2 separate regions of the Homo sapiens genome follow, and region 1 is linked to region 2. Evidence: read pairs that join two places in POLR2A ChIA-PET (ENCODE). Cell type or tissue: HepG2. All regions are shown on one strand. Each heading gives the region's core, and the rest is flanking DNA. Links, peaks and the distances in the headings are about the cores only.

Evidence for each region. Peaks named below come from ENCODE experiments on the same cell type or tissue, not always from the same donor. Only the 100,000 strongest peaks of a DNase experiment are listed, where the experiment ranks them.
Region 1: POLR2A ChIA-PET joins it to region 2 with 18 read pairs; 21 of 35 experiments call an interaction of 5 or more read pairs at or near these places.

Annotation. Positions count from the first base shown.
Region 1 is chr3:194,129,697-194,132,501 of GRCh38, forward strand. No RefSeq gene overlaps it. Among named protein-coding and RNA genes, the nearest start is that of HES1, 5.0 kb to the right of the region's middle. In HepG2, for the core only: no CTCF peak of the experiment used is centred there; DNase peaks (open chromatin) are centred at 245 and 1,785; H3K4me3 peaks cover 2,300 bases.
Region 2 is chr3:194,074,439-194,077,243 of GRCh38, forward strand. All of the region lies in intron 1 of LOC102724877, which reads left to right. Among named protein-coding and RNA genes, the nearest start is that of LINC02028, 4.9 kb to the left of the region's middle. In HepG2, for the core only: a CTCF peak has its summit at 1,593 (motif pointing right); a DNase peak (open chromatin) is centred at 1,543; H3K4me3 peaks cover 239 bases.

The sequences.
Region 1 (2,805 bases), core at 227-2,726, 55 kb after region 2:
TCCTTCATCCCTGGCCTTGCAGGCTCGCCTCACTGAAGCTCTGCTCAGAGGTTAGGAGGTTAGCTGGGAGCACATTTAGAGCCTGCCCACCGCCGCTGCTGTGGCTGGGCCAAACGTGTGATTTAAGCCATTCCAGGATGCCCCGCCCCCACCCTACTGGGAAAGGCTTTCTTGGCAACCATCCTCTTTCAGAGCCATTAGAAAAGTGCACATTCCCTTGGTTTCACTGGCTCCAAGCGAGTGTTGGGGGGTGGGGGGAGTATTACAGGCTGCCGTTAGCCAATGTTGAAAGCTTCTGTTTTCCACCCCCACCTCCAGTTTGCAGTGCAAGGTCCTAGCTTGGCCAGGAATCAACCAGGCATTTTGTTCAGAAGTAGCAACTCATTTTTATCAAAGATGGAATGCAGTTGCAGTTGTTTCTAATGCCTCTGCATGACAACCAGGGCTCTTGCTCCAAGCACTCCCGACTCCTCTTTTCCCCGCAGACACTTTGCTTTCTCACCTATCCCTTTCTACATCCAAAAATTGGATGCAGAGCTGCTCAAGTGCCTCAGAATTCAGGAGTCAAAAGTTGTAGCAATTCAAAGTAGCTTTATTGTGTCTATTTTAAATGCAGGCTTTGGTGATCACAACTCTATAAACCCAACCGAAAATTACCCAAGGACCACAGCAGTTGGTGTGGTGAAAACAGCTCCCAGCTGGCTTCTGCCCACCCTACACCCCCCACACACCCCCAGCCTTATGCTGCTGTGGGCAGCTGAGCAAGTCCCTTCCCTCCCTGGGGCTTAGAGTACCCACTAGTAAGCAGAGACTCCAGATCAGCTTTCCTTAACCTTTTTTGATTGCAAAGAGCTTTGCGATTCTGCTGAAAGCTGTGGACCCTCTTCTCAGGAGAAAGAAAACGTGATGCATCCATTTATGCATTTGGAAAATATTTATTAAGCTCCTGTTAAATATGCACATACAGACACACGTTGAAATTCCATTTCAGGGGCTTTATAGGTAAAAAAAAAAAAATCCTGGTTATGAATTCTGCGATCAGCACATACAGACTGCTATCTAGAAAGACTATGATACTGATTCTAGTAGAGGGTTCTCAAGCTACCAGTCAGCACATGCCAGAGAACGGGGGCAGCAAGGTGGTCATTACAAAGGTGACCTCTAGTTGCCCCCCCCTTCCCAGCACCCCCACCTGGCACGCGCCCCAGCAAACATGCATGCACAGCCGGCCTGGAATGTGCTGTTTCTGGGCACTGGGACTGCTGGAAGCTGGCTGCAGCCCTGGAGAGATGACAAACATGTCTTTTCTATCCTGGGCTTTATTTTTCTCACGGTCCCTGAAAGGGCTGTGATCAGGTGATATGTGTGGGACTGCTCCCTGTACAGGTGCAGAGCAGGTACCGAGGGGAGGAGAAAATCCACCGTGTGTGTACTTACTCAAAGCTCGTTCAATAGCCCTCCCAGGATAGCTCTTGGCAGGGCAGCTACCACGTCTCTGGCAGGCTGGAGGGAATCTGAGTGTGAGAAAGTCAGTCATGCGGAGGAAAAGGGAAAAAAAAAAGCTTCAAGTCCTCAGGCAAAATACCTTTTTTCTTCTTCTCTTGCTCTCTCCTTTCTGTAGCTTTAAACCAAACCCACAAACCACTCTGATACCTAGGGGACAAAGGGGAGTTTCACTAGAGATGCAGTTATTTGTTTTATGGTTTGAAAGCAAACAGGTGATGCGGTAAGACAGAGAAGTCGCCCTTCCGGGGCGGGGGTGGGGGGACGCTGTGGGTGGAGACAAGTGCGGGAGCCCCTGGTTGTATGTATTGGGCATGACACGGTGAGAACGATTCAGAACGATGCTGGTGTCACAGGGGGATCAAAGAAGTGACCTCCACTGATGAACTGGGCTCCATTTTCTCTTTGCTTTGGGAGTCGGGGGAAAAGGATGACTGAAAAATAAAGGCTGTTTCTATCTATCTAAGAGCATTCTTCCAGATGCAGATGCTTCTTCCTGAGTTTAGGAGCTTACTGTCCCATTTGAGAAGGGGTGGGGAGAGGACAACGTTGGTCCTATTTTCACTGCCTAGCATAAGGAAACTGAAAAGTCATCTGTGAGCCCATCTGCAAGAAACTCTTCTTGAATGGTTAGAGTGGAAAGCCAGAGAGTTCCTGGAATTTATTTTTATTTATTATTTATTTATTTTTGGTCCAGACACAAATTCATAATTTTTTTTGTTACTTGAGCCTCTGTCCCCCTATCTAAAAACGTGTGTGTGAAAGTTACTTGCCCATTCCACCAGTCCAAGCACTCCCAAAGTGGCAATAAACGAGTTGCTGATTAACTATTTGACCCACGAGGCTGCTTTAGCCCCTTCAGTGAGACCCTAACTTGACCATATTCCATTCCCCATGCACCTTCAGGGCACCAAATAAGAGTGGGGAACAGAATCAGATGAAAAAGTCTCTTAGAATGGGCAGGGAGTGGCATAACCCAGTAGTTAATGAGGGCCGACCAGCAGACAGCAGTCAATGTCATGGCAGAGCCTGGCAGAGCCTAGCAGAGCAGGCACTGGTTCTGAAAGATTTGGGGGGAACCTGGAAAGGGTTAACATGCTTCCCCGGGAAGGGTTTAGTTCCTCAGAAGAATCTGGGTCAGTGTATTTGGGAAGTTTTTAAAAAGTCAGACGCTCAGTAGAAGCATTTTAAGAAGCTTGCAAAGCTTATTGGGGCCATGGCAGAAAGGAGGGTAACTTCATAGGCTCATCACCTTTCACCAAGAGGATTTTCACCACACAGGAAAACCCTACGTTTTCCAAA
Region 2 (2,805 bases), core at 161-2,660:
GGAGACACAATATGATAACTTAGAAAGGACACAGAAAATATAAACCATAAATTAAAAATTGAGAATTTTATGTTATCAAAATGTAAAATGTCTGCTTGCAAAACATACACCATCAAGAAAACAAACAGATAAACCACAAACCAGGAGAAAATATTCACAAAACATATATCTGACAAAGGACATACATATAGAACATATAAAGAACTTCTGTCACTCAACAATAGAAGACAATCTAGTTTTTTTAAGGACCAAAGACTGAAAAGACACTTTACAAAAGAAGATACACAAATAACCACAATAAGCACGTGTGAAAGCACTCAACATCATCAGTCACCAGAGAATGCAAATTAAAATTATGAGCTACCCCTACATACCTGCTAGAATGGCTAGAATTAAAAACTGACAACGCCAGGTGTTGGAGAGAACTGGAACTCTCGTACCTCACTAATAAGAATGTTAAATGGTACAGCCACTTTAGAAAACTGAGAGTTTCTTTAAAAGGTGAATATATACTGACCCAGTGGGATACTGGTAAATTTTTAACAATGACCTCTCCACAGGGAAGTTGAGGCTGCCATGAGCTGTGATTGTGCCACTGTACTCTAGCCCAGGTGACAGAGGGAAACCCTGACTAAAAAATAAAATACAATCAAAAACTAATGGGCTCTCCAGAAGAAAAACAAATGCTACAAAGCCTGATTTGTAGCATTTTCTGATTTCCCTGGTATAAATCTTCTACCATGGCCGATTTCAAGCTACCCACATGACGACACTGAAGGCAGCATTGGGAAGAGATGACCACGAGTGGCTCTTGCTCACTTGTCCCGGTCCACTCCAGCACACCACTATATCTACTCCACGACCTAGCAACCTACTGAGTCATAGGCATTTACCTAAGATAAATGGAAGCACAAGTCCACAAAACGTCTCCTGCAAGAATGCTTGTAGCAACTTTACTTGTAGCTCCAAACTGGAAACAACCTAGGTGACCATCACAAGAGAACAGATATATTTGCACTATATTTGCACAATGGGATACTACTTAGCAACAGGAATGAATGATCTACTGAGACATGCAGCAACTCAGATGAATCTCAAAAATACCAAGCTGTGTGAAGGAAGGCAAACATGAGAAGTGCATCCTGTTTGCCTTTATATGAAATCTGGAATAGCTGAAACTAACCAATAGTGATAGAAACCAGATCACGGTTGCTGGGTGATGGTGGGCATTGACTGGGAAGGAAGGACTTTCTGGGGTGATAGAAATGTTCTGGACCCTAATATGCCTTGATCAAAATGGAATCTTTACAATCGGAGCATTTCACTGTATATAAATTATGCGTGTAAAAGAAAAAGGCATCACACCTAAAAAGCCTGGATTTCCCTTTACTTCGATATTCAAGACAGCTTAGAAGCAGAGGATCGCAGATCAGCTTGGGGGCTGCAAAACAACTGCCTCAGCACATGGGTTCAGGGAGTAAGCTGTGTTCCTCTTGCTTTCTTTTAGCAAAATCAACAAAGCATTATTTGCTTTGTTGGCCACTGTGGTTACCAGGTCTCCAGCCACAGGACAGAGTATGGGCTGAGCCGGCAGAGGGCACTGAGGTCAGCCTGGCCTGGTCCTGCCCACAGCCCACTCGTCATTCCTCCATCCCCTCCTTCATTGTTGAGGAAGCCATTTTTGAGAAACTTGCAAAGTTACTCCATCCCCAGTTATCTTCAGTTTCTCCTGTTTTCCTCCACTCCTTCTCCCCTCATCCACAACCTTCCATCCCTCTTCTACCTAAATACTCTTAGAGAGCCATGTGCTAAAGATTTAATAGCCCAGGGCAGTCAGGAACCCCTGATTCCAAGAGTTCTGCTAGTCACTCAAGCACAAAAATTGGTTAGTAACTTGTCAAAGGTTACCCCGTGCGTTGACTTTCACTTACTCACTCTCTGAGCCTCACTTTTTTTAAATTTGCAAAATAAGGGAAATAATTCTCAGCAGTCAATTTTAGGGATAAAATGAGAATCTGTGAAAATATCAGCCAGTTTGAGGGATTTCAAGTTTATGGCTAGTTTTCTCTTTTTATATTTTATTGTAATTAATCGTTACTATAAGCATTTTCAGGCCATTCTAAAGAGGGGGTGCAGTTCTCCCAAGTCCTGCACGGAATGAGGAGCAAAGCCAGGATCCCAGCCTGGGTCTCTGCTCTTCGGTCAGCTCGGTGCTTTCCCAGGTGGAAGGCCAGCTGGCCCAGGGCACTGCAGCGGACTCCACCTACTCACGTTTCCATCTCTGCAATTCTAGAAAAATAGCACAGAGGGCCAGGTGCAGGAAGGTCGAAAGGCTGTTATCTCACACAAAAACAGTAAAATTCCTTTCACACCCTTCTACCTCCCACCCTTTAATTAGTCTCTTATGAACATAAAGTCTCCTTGACTTTTCAAAGTTTTATAAAGAATTACTTGTGGAACTCTTGGAGACCAAGTGTGAGGCACTTATAAAACTTCACATAATACACAGAGTTTCCTTTAGCTTTTCCGTATTTTATTCACACACACTTTCCCGTAACAACATGTGCCAGTCATTCTCCAGCTGCTCCCCACCCCTCCCACCCCGTAACTTCATTCTCCTTCACACTTTCTGCTGGAAAAATTGCTGCTTCCAAGGCCCTCCAAAATATTTCGAGCTACTCTCCTTAATTGCCTTGCTCCTCAGAGTTCATGTGCCTTCAGTCTTCTTATTTGAGGCAGGGTCTCACACTGCTGCCCAGGCTGGAGTGCAGTGGTGCCATCATAGCTCACTGTAGCCCGGACCTC